Linked DNA regions of Homo sapiens: region 1 is linked to region 2. The links are chromatin loops, found by intact Hi-C in ENCODE. Cell type or tissue: PC-3. All regions are shown on one strand. Each heading gives the region's core, and the rest is flanking DNA. Links, peaks and the distances in the headings are about the cores only. Region 1 holds the start of HCAR1 (hydroxycarboxylic acid receptor 1). Region 2 has its middle 58 kb from the start of MIR9902-1.

Evidence for each region. A loop is a pair of places that touch in the nucleus more often than their neighbours do. Peaks named below come from ENCODE experiments on the same cell type or tissue, not always from the same donor. Only the 100,000 strongest peaks of a DNase experiment are listed, where the experiment ranks them.
Region 1: it touches region 2 in a loop (4-fold over the local background); 14 of 110 quality-filtered maps call a loop at or near these places.

What each region holds. Positions count from the first base shown.
Region 1 is chr12:122,729,297-122,737,813 of GRCh38, forward strand. It overlaps HCAR1 (hydroxycarboxylic acid receptor 1), which reads right to left and starts at 1,548. Exons shown (of 1, transcript NM_032554.4): 1 at 1-1,548. The coding sequence starts at 1,043. The coding sequence ends at 3. RefSeq lists enhancers at 310-977, 4,822-5,321. In PC-3, for the core only: no CTCF peak of the experiment used is centred there; no DNase peak of the experiment used is centred there; H3K4me3 peaks cover 1,942 bases; H3K27ac peaks cover 1,220 bases.
Region 2 is chr12:122,634,010-122,642,526 of GRCh38, forward strand. No RefSeq gene overlaps it. Among named protein-coding and RNA genes, the nearest start is that of MIR9902-1, 58 kb to the right of the region's middle. RefSeq lists a silencer at 3,931-4,000 and an enhancer at 4,068-4,968. In PC-3, for the core only: a CTCF peak has its summit at 3,984; a DNase peak (open chromatin) is centred at 3,992.

The DNA of each region.
Region 1 (8,517 bases), core at 180-8,179, 95 kb after region 2:
GTTCAGTGCCACTCAACAATGTGGGGATCCCATTGCCCATCAGACTGGCTTTGGAAACTATTTGCCACACTGATGCAACTCCTGCGACCGAGGTTCGAAATTGGCATCTCTTCCGGCCTTTGTGTTTTTGAGTGTCCTGGCTGCTTGGGTTTCAGACTGCAGATTTTGAGCTTGTTGTAGAATTTGGGAAAGGAGGGGCTTGAAAAATAATACACCAGGGGATCCAGCATGCTGTTCATGTAGGTGAAGCTGAGGGTTATGTGCAGGGCCCCATGGACAGAGGGATCGCAGGCACTCGAGGGCACCGTCCAGAGGAAATAGAGTCTAGCAGACACGCTGGGCAGGTAGCATGTGATGAACACAATTGCCACCACCATGATGAACCGGGTCGCCTTCTTCATCCGAGCCTGTCTGGCCAGCTGCTGCCTCCGCCTCAGGCTCCAAACAATCTTGAAGGAGCAAAATAAGATGATGCCGAGGGGCATAAAGAACTCCAGCTGGAACATGATGTCATGCCAGCCATTGGCCGACTCCATGATGAAGCTCTCACAGGAGACGGCCGTCTCTTGCACGCAGAGATGGTTCTCCAGCAAAAGATACACTGTTCCCAGGATGACCAGGGCCCACAGGGTGCAGACGATGCCAGCCGCCACCCGGGTGGAGATAGTGTTCACCGCGTGGTGGGGGTGGACCACTTTGAAATACCTGTCCGCAGCCACCACCGTAAGGAACACGATGCTCCCGGCCCTGTTCATGGCCAACGTGAAGAGCCCCACTCGGCAGGGAATGTCCCCAAAAGCCCAGTGTCTACGTCTGAGGTAATAGTCTGTCCGAAAAGGCAGGCAGATCATAAGGAGGAAATCAGCCACGGCCAAATTGAAAAGGTAAACAGTGCTGGGCTTCCAGGTCTTCATGTGGAAGCAGAAACCACACAGGGCGACCCCATTGCCTAGTGCGCCCAGCACAAAGGCCACAATGAGCAGCGGCGGCATCACCTGGGAGATGGTGTCCCCCTCGATGCGGCAGCACGACCCGTTGTACATGGCGGGGACAGAGCAAGTGTCCGGGTGCAGAGCAGCCCAGGGAGTCCCCACAATGGCACAGATGCTTATCTGAGCGTTAGCACTCACCCAGCTGCTGCGTGTCTGACTTCATCACCCAGGATGCGGGTCCTGTGTGTGTGGGTTGGATGCTGCCACAGCAGCGAGAAGAGAAACTTCAGCCAGGAAATGAGAGACCCAGGGAGGTCCTTTCTCTGGAGCCCGTCTCACAAGCCGCCTGCCTCTGGGAGAGGCCAAGCCTGGAGCCGGATGAAGCTTGGAAATGCATGCAATTTTGCAAAAGTGGTCATTTCTGAGAGGCGGTAGGGTGGGGGGGTCCGATGAGATTGATGCCGTAGAGGAGCGATTGGGTCCAGCGCCAGAGTAATTTTCATTTTCAGCTTCGCTGTTCCTCCTCGGACTCCGTGCTGGAGAGCACACAAAGCTGCCCAGAAGGCAAGAAGAAAGCTTGTTTGTCCTCCCTCCTGGTGGAGAAATCCAAACATTTCCTGGAGTGGTTCTGGGCTCCTGCCTTTGCTTTCCTCCCGTAACCTTTGCCTGACTGCCTTGTCCTCTCCCTCATCCCACGGGGCACTCCCATGCGGTGCCAGAGAGGGGAGGCTTTGCTCTGCAGCTCCTCCGGGCCATTTCCTGTGCCGAAAAATACCGCGCTCAAAAATTGGAGGAGTCTGCGGAGAGAAAAGTTCTAATCACGATACTTGATGGATGTTAGAAAAATTCTTTGACGGGAGTCACCTTTCCCCCGCTCTATTCCCACCTCCCTGCCCTTTACATCCTTCCGTGAACCAAAGTGGCCAGTTGCACAACCACCAAGACCATGAAATAGATCTGAAGCCCACTTCTCATATGTCTGTCTCCACAAAACGGCCTCTTTGGGAGCCGGTTTCCCCCTCTGCTGGGAAGCAGAGCCTAGAACTTTTACAAAGATTTGGCCCTGAGTTTCCATTGGCTGTTGAATGAGCCAAACACCATGAGATGTACGTTTTTAATTTCAATTATGTGCTGAGCCCATCAATTAAAACTGCCCCCTGGGGGCGGAAGAGGATTGGAGGAGTTGATTAAGGAGTCCATCTCTAAAGCAATCATGAGTAACATTAGACTGCACAAAAAATTGGAGTCTTTGCTAAAATTTCCTGTCCTTTGGCTTTAAGGATTATTAATCTGCCCTGTGCCTTTCAGCTTCCAGTTTAGAAAATGGGGTGGAGGCCGGGCGCGGTGGCTCACGCTTGTAATCCAAGCACTTTGGTAGGCCCAGGCGGGCGGATCACCAGGTCAGGAGATGGAGACCATCCTGGCTAACACGGTAAAACCCCGTCTCTACTAAAAATACAAAAAAATGAGCCAGGCGTGGTGGCGGGCGCCTGTAGTCCCAGCTACTCGGGAGGCTGAGGCAGGAGAATGGCGTGAACCCGGGAGGCAGAGCTTGCAGGGAGCCAAGATTGCGCCACTGCACTCCAGTCTGGGTGACAGAACCAGACTCCGTCTAAAACAAACAAACAAACAAACAAACAAAACAACAAGAAAAAGAAAAAGAAAAAAGAAAGAAAGAAGAAAATGGGGTGGAGGCCAGTCGCGGTGGCTCACATCTATAATCCCAGCACTTTGGGAGGCCGAGGCAGGTGGATGACTTGAGGTCAGGAGTACAAGACCAGCCTTGCCAACATGGTGAAACCCCATCTCTACTAAAAATATACAAAAATCAGTCAGGTGTTGTGGCATGTGTCTGTAATCCCAGTTACTCAGGAGGCTGAGGCAGGAGAATCACTTGAACCCGGGAGGTGGAGGTTGCAGTGAGCCGAGATCGTGCCAATGAACTCCAGCCTGGGTGACAGAAAGAAACTCTGTCTCAAAAAAAAAAAATGGGGCGGAAAAGAGGGGGTGCATTGAAAGAATGTGTCTGTCTTCTAGATGCACACTGAAGCTAAATTCTTCCCACTGGATGCTGGACTCCAAATCTGTCCACCCACATTCTCCCCTGCCTCGCCCTAGCACAGACCGCAGTCACTTCCCACCTGAACTGTTGAAACAGTTTCCTAACTGGTTTCCCTTCCTCTCATCTATTTCCTGTAAGTCATCTTCTACACAATAATCTGATTTTTCTGAAGCACAGATATTATCATATACCTTTTTTCACTTAAAAATCTTCACTAGCTCCCTTCAATCTGCCAAGGGGCTAGAATGATGGCCTGTGGACCATATCTGGTTTAAAAACCAGCCTGGCTTGGCCGATATGTTTTTAAAACCTGGTGCAGTCCTATAAAAACCTGGATTTCTGTTGTCTCTTAGAACACTGGAAGATCTGGCCACACTGGACCGACACTCCCACATGGAAACAATCAGCTGGAGCTTAGAGTAGATGGAGTAGAGACAGAGAATGAGCCCCTGTAGACAGAGAATGAGCTTTACTGTTTGCCACAGTCCCCACCACTCCCTATTGCCTTACACCTGGTTGGCTTTCCTCATTGGCAAGCCTAGTCTCTGTGGGATTTTGAGTTTGTCACCTCTTGCTCTAGGTTGAAGGTCACATTCCTTGGATTGACGTACAAGGTCCTTCACAGTTGGTTCCCAACCTACCTTTCCAGTATGATTTTCCTGCCACTTTCCTCCTTCCACCCTACTCGCTAGTCTCATAACCTCTAATAAATAAAAACGTGTTCGTCAAACGTCTATATCTAGTTCCCCCACAAATTCAGGAGTTCTTTGAAGACAAACTTCATACTCTTGGCCTGGATGACTAACTCCTACTTTTCTCCTTCTTTCTTTCCTTCCGTCTTTCTTTCTTTCTTTCTTTCTTTTCTTTCTTTCTCTCTCTCTCTTTCTCTCTGTCTCTCTCTCTCTCCCTCTCTGCCTCCCTCCCTCTCTCTCTTTCTTTTTTTTTTGAGACAGAGTCTGGCTCTGTTGTCCAGGCTGGAGTGCAGTGGCTCTGTCTTGGCTCACTGTAGCCTCAACCTCCCAGGCTCAAGCCATCCTCTTACCTTAGCTTCCTGAGTGGCTGGGACTACAGGTGCATGCTACCATGCCCAGCTAATTTTTGTATTTTTTGTAGAGACGGGGTTTTGCCATGTTGTCCAGGTCTCAAACTCCGGGGCTCAAGTGATCCACCCACCTTGACCTCTCAAATGTGCTGACATTACAGGTGTAAGCCACCATGCCAAGCCTAACTCCTACTTTTCATGAGAGCTCATTGTAACCACTTTCACTCTGTGGGCCTTTGTGATTCTGTGATAAGGTGTTAACTAACAGGGGTAACCATGGTAGGTTGAAACACCCCAAGATGAGGTCAGAGGGGTAACCCTGAGTACTTCACATGCTTAGCCTGGATTTTTTAACAAATGGAAAATATTCTTCATTCTACATTCTCAGATACTGTCGGGATTCTTGTAAACACAAATACTTCCTTTTTTTTCCACATGACTAACACCTGCCTTTCTTTTCTAAATCCTTTGTCTTGTCAAATCACCTTCTTCTCTCTCTTTTTTTTTTTTCTTTTTGTGGCTGTAGAATTAGCTGTAAGGCAGAGGATTAAGGAAGAAAAAAATGGCATCTATTCCTCTGAAAGTCTACTGGTTTTTTTGGTTTGTATGTTTTGAGACAGAGTCTGGCTCTGTCGCTAAGGCTGGAGTGCAGTGGCACAAATGTAGCTCCTTTCAGCCTGTGCTTCCCAGGCTCAAGTGATCCTCCCACCTCAGCCTCACAAGTTGCTGGGACCACAGGCACGTGCCACCATGCCTGGCTAATTTTTGTATATTTTGTAGAGACAAGGTCTCACCATACTGGTCAGGCTGGTCCTGAACTCCTGGGTTCAAGCGATCTGCCTGCCTCAGCCTCTCAAAGTGCTGGGATTACAGGCGTGAGCCACCGCACCCACCCCAAAAGCCTACTGGTTTTTCACGTACAATCTGATCTTATTCTACCCCAGGGCTTCAAGAAGATGCTGTCTCTCTCTTCTTGGACTTCCTGCTCAAGATCATGCTGTGGTGCCCTATTCCTTTGTGCACCAAATTTAGATCTATCTAGGCTCATGCCTGTAATCCCAGTACTTTGGGAGGCAGATCACTTGCGATCAGGAGTTCGAGACCAGCCTGCCCAACATGGTGAAACCCCAACTCTACTAAAACTACAAAAATTAGCCGGTCGTGGCCGGGAGTGGTGGCTCACTCCTATAATCCCAGCACTTTGGGAGGCGGAGGTGGGTGGATCACCTGAGGTCAGGAGTTCGAGACCAGCCTGGCCAACATGGTGAAAACCCTGTCTCTACTAAAAATACCAAAACTAGCCGGGTGTGGTGGCAGGTGCCTGTAATCCCAGCTACTTGGGGGGCTGAGGCAGGAGAATCGCTTGAACCTGGGAGGCGGAGGTTGCAGTGGGCCGAGATAGCGCCATTGCACTCCAGCCTAGGGGACAAGAGTGAGACTTTGTCTCAAAAAAAAAAAAAATTAGCCAGTCATGGTGGTGCATGCCTGTAGTCCCAGCTATTCCAGAGGCCGAGTCACAAGAATCGCTTGAACCCAGGAGGTGGAGGTTGCAGTGAGCCAAGATTGCACCACTGCACTCCAGCCTGGGCCACAGAGTGAGAATCTGTCTCAGAAAAAAAAAAAAAAAAAAAACAAAACTGGCCAGGCAGTGGCTCACACCTGTAATCCCAGCACTATGGGAGGCCGAGGAGGGCAGATCACCTGGAATCAGGAGTTCAAGACCAGTCTGGCCAACATGGTAAAACTCCATCTCTATTAAAAATATAAAAATTAGCCAGTGTGGTGGCAAGCACCTGTAGTCCCAGCTACTCGCGAGAGTGAGGCAGGAGAATTGCTAGAAGCTTGGAGGCGGAGGTTGCAGTGAGCCGAGATCGCACCATTGCACTCCAGTCTGGAGGACAAGAGCAAGACTCCATCTAAAAAAATAAATAGGCTGGGCGCGGTGGCTCATGCCTGTAATCCCAGCACTTTGAGAGGTGAGGTGGGTGGATCACAAGGTCAGGAGTTCAAGACCAGCCTGACCAACACGGTGACACCCCATCTCTCCTAAAAATATGAAAATTAGCCAGGTGTGGTGGCGAGCACCTGTAATCCCAGCTACCTGGGAGGCTGAGGCAGGAGAATTGCTTGAACTGGGGAGGCAGAAGTTGCAGTGAGCTGAGATTGCAGCCACAGCACTCCAGCCTCGGTGACAGAATGAGACTCCGTCTCAAAAATAAATAAATAAATCTAAAAATTAATTCAAAATATATCCAAGATCTAGATGTAAAAGCTAAAACTATAAAACTCTTAGAAAACATAGGGGAAAAGCTTAATGACATTGACTAAGGCAATGATTTTTGGATATGATGCCAAAAACACAAGGAACAAAAGAAAAAATAGATAAATTGGACTCCACCAAAAGTAAAACCTTTGTGCCTCAAAGGACACTCACTATCAACAGACAAGGTGAGGTCAGGTGCAGTGGCTCACGCCTGTCATCCCAGCACTTTGGGAGGCCGAGGGAGGCAGATCACTTGAGGTCAGGAGTTTGAGGCTAGCCTGGCTAACATGGTGAAACCTCATCTCTACTAAAAATACAAAAATTAGCTGGGTCTGGTGGCACACATCTGTAGTCTCAGCTTCTTGGGAGGCTGAGGCAGGAGAATCCCTTGAACTTGGGAGGTAGAAGTTGCAGTAAGCTGAGATTGCACCACAGCACTCCAGCCTGGGTGACTGAGACTCCACATTAAAAATAAAAACAAAACAAACAAACAAAAAAATAGACAAGGTGATATGGTTTGGCTGTGTCCCCACCCAAATCTCATCTTGAATTGTAGCCCCCATAACTCCCACATGATGTGGGAGGGACCCAGTGGGAGGTAATTGAACCAGGGGGCAGGACTTTTCTGTGCTATTCTTGTGATAGTGAATAAGTCTCACAAGATCTGATGGTTTTGTAAAGGGGAGTTTCCCTGCACAAGCTCCTTTTTCTTGTCTGCTGCCATGTGAGATGTGCCTTTCAGCTTCCACCATGATTGTGAGGCCTCCCCAGCCACGTGGAACTGTGAGCCCATTAAACCTCTTTCTTTTGTAAATTGCTCAGTCTTGGATATGTCTTTATCAGCAGTGTGAAAGTGGACTAATATACAAGGCAATCCATGGGATGGGAGAAAGTATTTGCAAACCACATATATGTGATAAGGGATTAATATCCGAAATATACAAAGAGCTCTTACAAATCAAGTACAATATCAACAAAAAACAACCTAATTAAAAAATAGACCGGGCACAGTGGCTCACGCCTGTAATCCCAGCACTTTGGGAGGCTGAGACCAGTGGATCACAAGGTCAGGAGATTGAGACCATCCTGGCTAACATGGTGAAACTCCGTCTTTACTAAAAATATAAAAAATGAGCCAGGCATGGTGGCAGGTGCCTATAGTCCCAGCTACTCGGGAGGCTGAGGCAGGAGAATGGTATGAACCCGGGAGGTAGAGCTGGCAGTGAGCCGAAATTGAGTCACTGCACTCTAGCCTGGGTGACAGAGTGAGACTCTGTCTCAAAAAAATAAATAAATAAAATAAAACAAAAATAAAAATAAAGAAATTAGCTGGATGTGGTGGCACACACCTGTAGTCCCAGCTACTCAGGAGGCTGAGGCAGGAAAATTGCTTGAACCCCAGAGGCGGAGGCTGCAGTGAGCTAAGAATGTGCCACTGGACTCCAGCATGGGCAACAGAGTGAGACTCCATCACAAAAAAAAAAAAAAAAAAAAGAGAAAGAAAAAAAAGAAAAGAAGAAAAAGGCAAACGACTTGAATAGGCCTATCTCCAAAGATATACAAATGGCCAATAAACACATTTGCCACTAAGATACTCAATATTACTATTTCACTAGGGAAATCTAAATCAAAACCACAAGATACCACTTCACACACATTAGGATGGTTATTGGTTAAAAAAAAAGAAAAAAGGCTGGGTGCGGTGGCCCATGCTTGTAATCCCAGCACTTTGGGAGGCCGAGGCAGGCGGATCACGAGGTCAGGAGATCGAGACCATCCCAGCTAACACGGTGAAACCCTGTCTCTACTAAAAACACAAAAAAATGATCCAGGCATAGTGGTGGGCAACTGTAGTCCCAGCTACTCGGGAGGCTGAGGCAGGAGAATGGCATGAACCTGGGAGGCAGAGGTTGCAGTGAGCCGAGATCACACCACTGCACTCCAGCCTGGGCGACAGAGCGAGATTCTCTCTAAAAAACAAAACAAACAAACAAACAAAAAAACACAGAAAATAAGCATTGGCAAAATTGTGGAGAAACTGAAACCCTTGTGCATTGTTGGTGGGAATGCAAAATATGGAAAACAATGCGGCAGTTACTAAAAATATTGAGATCCAGCAATTCTACTTCTGGATATATGCCTGAAAGAATTGAAAGCAGGGACTTGAACAGGTATTTGTACACTCATGTTCATAGCAGTATGGTCACAATAGCCAAAA
Region 2 (8,517 bases), core at 119-8,118:
CTCTTGACAGATAAAGAAAAGTTGCTTCCCCTTGGTCTACAGAAGCACTGTCCAGTAGAAATATCATGCAAGTACATTTGATGCTTTAAATTTTCTAGTAGACACATTATGCTTTAAGGGTTAATTCCAGGCCTGCTGGAATTAATCTGATCTGTTTTGCTAAAGTTTTTGCAAGGCACTGTCCTGGTCAAGGCATGAAACACAGTGATTAAGGAAACATAGGGATTATAGTGCTGCCTTGTAGCCAGGGGTTTGAAGAGCTTGGGGGTGGTTTGTATCAGCCTGTCACCATTATTTATAACAATTAAATTGATTATTTGCTCCTGGTCTTGGTGAGACCAACTCCACTAAGAACGTCCTGCTATTGAGGCTAGTTGTGGCAGGAATATGCCTATGTGACAAGCAAAGTATGAGAAACACCTGAGATGCTATGTTGGACCCTGATTCCAAGATGCTGTATACACACATCACTGGTTCTTGCTCTGGGTGGGGATAGTGTGTCCAGCCACAGCCCTTACAAAAGGGAGGATTGTGGGAGACTGCGCCTAGTTCTCCAGAGCCTTTGCTCTGAAATACCGGTTGGCCGGGACACATATTCTTAATTTAATGCCATTGCTGTATTGAATCCTTTTCTTGTAATAAACGAGGTTTGTAAGCATTGTCATTTTGGGTCTTGTGACACTCCTTTAGGCACTGAACCCTGTTGAAACTGCCACTGTTAATGCACATATTGTAAAAAACAAAAAAAGATGAAAAAAATATATATATTGTCTGCCTCTGGTCCTTTATCCAGGATAATTTTAATAATATATTTTACTTGCCCCAGTAGCATATCCAAAATATGTTGACGTGTAATCAATATGAAAATATTATTAGATATTTTACACCTTTTTTTCACACTTAGTCTTCAAACTCTGGTGAGTGATTTAAATTTACAACATATCAGGCCAGGTGTGGTGGTTCATGCCTGTAATCCCAGCACTTTGGGAGGCCAAGGTGGAAGGATCGCCTGAATCCAGGAGTTCAAAATCAGCCTGGGCAATGTGGTGAGACCCCGTCTCAACAAAAAATACAAAAATTAGCTGGGTGTGGTCCTGCATGCCTATGGTCCCTGCAACTTGGGAGGCTGAGGCAGGAGGATCACTTGACCCTAGGAGGTCGAGGCTGCAGTGAGCTGTGATCATGCCACTGCACTCCAGCCCGAGTGATAGAGTGAGACCCTGTCTCAATAAATAAACAGCATAACTCAATTTGGGCTAGCGACATTTCAAGTATCTAATGGCCATATGTGGCTAGTGGCCACCGTATTGGCCAGTGCAGTAGAGACCAGGATGACCCATAGTTGTACATCCACTTTCCCTTCTTGAGCCCATTGCTACCCTTCCTGGGTCGTTGTTAATTCCAGTGTTCTTTAAACACGCAGTGCCCCCAGGCAACCACAAATCTCTACCAATCGATTGGAATTGTGTGTCAGAAGAAACTGGCTTACCCTCCTGGTGTAGACGGCTTAGCAAGAAGTCAGGGAAGTGCAAAATCAGATTGGACTCTTGGTCGAGGGATTTTCCCTGGAGGATGTGGTTGGAACACTCTAAAAGGGAGAAGAGCAAGAAAAGGCGCAAAGCTGGAACTGTGGGGCAGGGTGAGAGGAGGGAGAAAAGCACGTTGGCACCTTGACACCATAAACAGGTGGTATTTTTAGGCAGGGAAATAACAGAGTGAACTTGATGTTTTTAGGAAGATGAACTTGACAGCTGCGGGTAGGATGAATTGGCTAGAAGGATTGGAGGCACTCCCAGATGAAGAACTATTTAAATTGCCCAGGAAAAATTACATGCATTTATTTCTACTTTTTTTTGGTGCTTATCGCCCATCATTCCTTCTTTTTGAGATTTAAGTGTAAAGGGCTGTTTTGAGCAGCTCTGGATGTTGGTTACTCATTAATCTACTCATTAATCAGCAGAGATTTGTCCATGATGCTAGTTGTTCCATTTCCTTTAGGGGATAATAACCTTGTGTTATGAATTGCACCTTTATCAAATTAAGAGAAAATGAGAAAGCAGCTTTGTGATAACAACTTTGAGACCAACTAAAAGAAAATAGCTGACTGGGCGCAGTGCCTCACGCCTGTAATCCCAGCACTTTGGGAGGCCAAGGTGGGTGGATCGCTAAGTCAGGAGATTGAGTCCATCCTGGCTAACACGGTGAAACCCCGTCCCTACGAAAAAAAAAGAAATTAGCCGGGTGTGGTGGCAGGCGCCTATAGTCTCAGCTACTCGGGAGGCTGAGGCAGGAGAATGGCATGAACCCGAGAGGCAGAGCTTGCAGTGAGCCAAGATCACGCCACTGCACTCCATCCAGCCTGGGCGACAGACCAAGACTCCGTCTCAAAACAAACAAACAAACAAACAAAAAACTATTTGTAAAAATACTTTATGTGGTAGGAACAAAACTTATGTTCATGACGTACTTTTAAACAGAAGTTTTAAAATGGGCCAGATGTGGTGGCTCACGTCTGTAATTCCAGCGCTTTGGGAGGCTGAGGCAGGAGGACTGCTTGAGCCCAGGAATTGGAGACCAGCCTGGCAAACATGGCGAGACCCTGTCTCTACAAATTGTTTTGTTTTGTTTTTTTTGAGATGAAGTCTTGCTCTGTCGCTCAGCGTGAAGTGCAGTGGCGCGTTCTCGGCTCACCGCAACCTCTGCCTCCCGGGTTCAAGCAATTCTCCTGCCTCAGCTTTAAATTAGCTGGGCGTGGCGAAGGCACGGTGGCTCACGCCTGTAATCCCAGCACTTTGGGAGGCCAAGGCGAGCGGATCACAAGGTCAGGAGATTGAGACCATCCTGGCTAACACGCCATGGTGGTGGGCGCCTGTAGTCCCAGCTACTCGGGAGGCTGAGGAGAAGCAGAGGTTGCAGTGAGCCGAGATCGCGCCACTGCACTCCAGCCTGGGCGACAGAAGCGACAGAGCAAGACTCCGTCTCAAAAAAAAAAAAAAAAAAATTAGCCGAGCATGGTGTTGTGCACCTGTAGTCCCAGCTACTTGGGAGGCTGAGGTGGGAGGATCGCTTAAGCCCAGGAGGTCAAGGCTTTAATGAGCTGTGATCATGCCACCACACTCCATCCGGGGCAACAGAGACCCTGTGCCAAAGAAAAAAAGATATGTATGGAAAACACAAACACTTAGGGTGTGATCAGTTCCTCTGGCAGGTTGCATTTTGTTTCTTATTTCTCTGCATCACATGGTTTTATAAAATCATGAGCCTACTGCAGGTACAATTTTTTACTTTGTATTCTTTTCTCTGCCACTATAAACTTTTTAAAATATTATTTTTAGTAATAGTGTTTTTATTTTTAATGATTTTTTATTTTTAATGAAAAGCCATGCAAGCTCAGGTTCTAATTCTGCTTCTGTGTATAGGTTTATGAGTCGGACTGAATTTTGTAATCTCCCTGAGTCCCTTTTCTTATCCATAAAATGGGGATAATATACCCGCTTCAGTGGTTTCTGTGAGGATCAGATGAGATGATAGATGTAGGCAATCCTCAGCCCACAGCAAATCCTCAAAACTCTTAGGTCACCCCCTGGAGCTATTCTGCACACTTAGACTGTGCTAATATATTTTCACTAAGCTTTTTCCATATTTGGAATTATTCCCTTAAGATACATTCCCAGGAACAGATTTGCCAGATCCAAGGGAATGAAGGGAACATTTTAAAGCCTCCAGTTGCAAATTGCCACACTGCATGCATTTCAAAAGGTCTTCCTCACAAATCCCCATTCCCACCAGCAGCGGATGCACGTCCACTTTACTATGTCCTCAAACCATGTTGCTCATCTGATAGGTTAAAACGGCATCTCACTGTTCACATTGGTGTTTCTTTATTTGTGTGATTGAACCTTAAGAGAACCAGTTAGAAGGCTGCAGTCGCAGATGGAGTCTGGAATTGTCCTCTTGGGCGTAAGCGTGCAAGGCCCAGAAGAGGTCAGGTGGTGGCACTAGAACTTAACAGATGTGATGGACTGTCACGCTTCTTTGACTCTGGAGCTAAGCTAAGAAGGAGTGTTTCCAATGCCCACATTGGTTTCTTGTTCAGAATAAAGTTCTGATACATAAAGGGTTAGCTTTCAACATGTTGGAGAAGTCACTTTTTTTGGATCATAACTGTTATTTGAATTTGTTATATTTATTTATTTAGAGACGGAGTCTCACTCTGTCGCCCAGGATGGAGTACAGTGGCGCGATATCAGCTCACTGCAACCTCTCCCTCCTAGGTTCAAATGATTCTCCTGCCTCAGCCTCCCGAGTAGCTGGGATTACAGGAGCCGGCCACCATGCCCAGCTAATTTTGTAATTTTTTTTAGTAGAGACAAGGTTTCACCATGTTGGCCAGGCTGGTCTTGAACTCCTGACCTCAAGTAATCCACCTGCCTTGCCCTCCCAAAGTGCTGGGATTACAGGTGTGAGCCACCTGTGCCCAGCCTGAATTTGTTTTAAAGTAAGATTAAATATACAGTTAGCCAGGATTGGAGCCAGGATGGGGGCCGGGAGTGGTGGCTCATGTCTATAATCCCAGAGCTTCGGGAGGCTGAGGTGGGAGGGTTGCTTGAGCCTAGGAGGTTGAGGCTATAGTGAGCTATGATCGCACCACTGCACTCCAGCCTGGGCGGCAGAGCGAGACCCTGTCTCTAAAAAAGAAAAAAGAACAGAAAAAACAGCAAGGTTCCTTCTTGTCATTGTTCTATTTATTATATTTCTATTAGCTGTGATTGCCATCATTATTTTTATTATTCTACCCTTGTCTCCATACAGTTATTTTCCATACTGTTGCCTAAGTATATTCTTAAAACATAAGCCGGATCTTGTCCGTGGCTGGCCTCAAACTTTTCACTGGCTTCTCATTTCACTAAGCATAAAACCCAAGTTGCAGAAAACACTTCCCTTCTGTTCGAATTAGAAGCAGGGGTCATCTCCAGGAAAATGGATTATAAAAAGCCCCTCCTTTGGGCAGATCTAACATAAAAAGACACCCCCTTGGGTAAGGTCAAAGTTTTTTAAAAGCGCTGGATTTAAAAGCTGGATTTCGTTTATGGCTCGGTGCTGCCTGCCTGTCCATACCGTGGCTTATAAGGTCGGTAAGATCTAGGCCCAGTCTGCCTTTCCAGCCTCAACCCCTGCCACTCCTGCCATATCTCAGACCAGCCTTCTCTCTAGCCTTACCCGACCAGCCCAGCTAGTCACCATCCCACATCCCCAGTCCCTTGCTGTGACGTCACTCTATTCACTGTCTTCCTGCTGCCATCCAGGGTTATCTTTATTTACTTGTTTATTGACTAGCTCACTGGAATATTGGCCGGGCGCGGTGGCTCACACCTGTAATCCCAGCACTTTGGGAGGCCGAGGCGGGTGGATCACCTCAGGTCGGGAGTTCGAGACCAGCCTGGCCAACATGGTGAAACACTGTCTCTACTAAAAATACCAAAACTAGCCGGGTGTGCTGGCGCACGCCTATAATCCCAGCTACTAGGGAGGCTGAGGCAGGAGAATTGTTTGAACCCGGGGGTCACAGGTTGCAGTGAGCTGAGATCATGCCACTTCACTCCAGCCTGGGCGAAAGAGCAAAACTCTGTCTCAAAAAAATATATATATTTCTACTAAAATAATATATGTTGAAAGATATTGGGAGTATGTGCTCAAAAGTTTCCACTGAGGAGCATGCAAAAAAACCTTGGGGTCACTGGTCTCTTCTTCCTGGGACACCAGCATTGCATGAAAAAGAAACTATTACCCTAAGCACGTCTTTATACTTATGTGGCTACCCCCATCTGGATAGAAACAATCAACAAAATTATTCAGTCTTATTCTCTTACTCAAAAATAACTTAAAAACTACCCAAGGGAGGGATCCAATGTGTTTATTTAAGCACAGATAATGTATTCCAAATCTCTGGGCCCAAGGAGAAACAGCAGAAAGAAGCTTGAATATCTTCTGTCTCACTGAGCCAGGTTTTCCATCACCACAAAGTGGAATGAGAACACCCCACTAATTCATTCTCTACTCCGAATAGAGAAAAAGAATTTGGCTGCTTCATTCCAAGCAAGAGATGGTGGAAGGAGGCCCTTGAGTCTTGAGGATTAAATAGAGCGTCTTCATGTATTTAGCGGTTGCTAACTTTCCCCATTTTTCTTATGTATAATGAGGCACTGCCATTTGTTCATGTGCTCATGAAGCATCCAAGGAAGAGATTTTACCCTGAAAACGCGTAGCTGAAATTCATTAATTTCATGACTACTTAAGAGTCTGCTATGTGCCAGGAACTGTTCTGGGGTTGGGGGATGCAAGATGAACACCATGATAAGGTCCCTCCTGATGGCATGGAGTTCTTTTTTTTTTTTTTTTTTTTTTTTTTTTTTTTTTTTTTGAGGCGGAGTATTGCTCTGTTGCTCAGGCAGAGTGCAATGGTGTGATCTCAGCTCGCTGCAACCTCCGCCTCCTGGATTCAAGTGACTTTCCCACCTTAGCCTCCCGATTAGCTGGGACTACAGGCTCCCACCACCATGCCCAGCTAAGTTTTTTTTGTTTTTTTTTTTTTTTGAGACAAGAGTCTCACTCTGTCACCCAGACTGGAGTGCAATGGCATGATTTCAGCTCACTGCAACCTCCGCCTCCTGGGTTCAAGCAATTCTCCAGCCTCAGCCTCCCGAGTAGCTGGGACTACAGGCACCTGCCACCACGCCCGGCTAATTTTTGTATTTTTAGTAGGGACAGGGTTTTGCTGTGTTGGCCAGGCTGGTCTTGAACTCCTGACCTCAGGTGATCCTCCTGCCTCGACCTCCCAAAATGCTGGGATTACAGGTGAGAGCCTCCGCACCCGGCCTGAACTGCTTTTTCTTTCTAAGTCTTAAAAACAAGAACAGAAACAACAACAACAAAAAAAAACAGCTTTCCTGAGATACAGATAACATATCATACAATTCACTCACTTAAAGTCTGCAATTCAAGCCAGGCAAGGTGGTTTATGCCTGTAATCCCAGCACTTTTTTTTTTTTTTTTTTTTTCCCTGAGGCAGAGTCTCGCTCTCGCCCAGGCTGGAGTGCAGTGGTGTGATCTCGGCTCACTGCAAGCTCTGCCTCCCAGGTTCACGCCATTCTCCTGCCTCAGCCTCCCAAGTAGCTGGGACTACAGGCGCCCGCTACCATGCCCGGCTAATTTTTTTGTATTTTTAGTAGAGACGGGGTTTCACCGTGTTAGCCAGGATGGTCTCGATCTCCTGACCTCATGATCTGCCCGCCTCGGCCTCCCAAAGTGCTGGGATTACAGGCGGCGTGAGCCACCGTGCCTGGCCTATCCCGGCACTTTTAGGAGACTGAGGTGGGAGAATTGCTTGACCCCAGGAGTTCGAGACCAGCCTGGGCAACAAAGTGAGACCCTGTCTCTACAAAAAATACAAAAATTGGCGAGGCACGGTGGCTTACGCCTGTAATTCCAACACATTGGGAGGCCGAGGCGGGTGGATTACCTGAGGTCAGGAGTTCAAGACCAGCCTGGCCAACATGGTGAAACCCTGTCTCTACTAAAAATACAAAAATTAGCTGGGCGTGGTTGGTGCATGCCTGTAATCCCAGCTAATCCAGAGGCTGAGGCAAGAGAATCGCTTGAACCTGGGAAGTGGGAGTCACAGTGAGCTGAGATCGTGCCACTGCACTCCAGCTTAGGCAACAGAGTGAGACTCCATATCAAAAAACAAAACAAAATAAAAATACAAAAATTAGCTGGGTGTGGTGGCAAGCATTTTTTTTTTTTTTTTTTTTTTTTTTTGAGATGGAGTCACTCTGTTGCCCAGGCTGGAGTGCAGTGGGGCGATCTGGGTTCACTGCAACCTCCACCTCCCAGGTTCAAGCGATTCTCCTGCCTTAGCCTCCCGAGTAGCTGGGATTACAGGCGCCCACCGCCATGCCCAGCTAATTTTTGTATTTTTAGTAGAGACAGGGTTTCACCATGTTGGACCAGGCTGGTCTCCAACTCCTGACCTCAGGTGATCCGCCCACCTCGGCCTCCCAAAGTGCTGGGATTACAGGGGTGGGCCACTGCCCTCGGCCTGTGGGATGCACTTACAGTCTCAGCTACTTGTGAGGCTGAGGCCAGAGGATTGCTTAAACCCGGGAGGTCAAGGCTGCAGTGAGTCATGATCTTGCCACTGTACTCCAGCCTGGGTTATAGAATGAGACTGTCTCTAAGTGAATAAATAAAGTTAGCAATTCAATAGTTTTTAGTATATTCACAGATACATATAACCATTATCACAATTTTAGGACAGTTTCATCACCTCTAAAAGAAACCCTTCAGCTGTTGTCCCCCAATCCCCCACCCCAATTCTCCCTAAGCAACCCCTTTTCTGCTTTCTGTGTCTTTGGATTTGCCTATTCTAGGCATTTCCTATAAATGGAACCGTACAATATATGGCCTTTGTGTCAGGGTTGTTTCACTTAACATTTTCGAGGTTCATCCATATTGTAG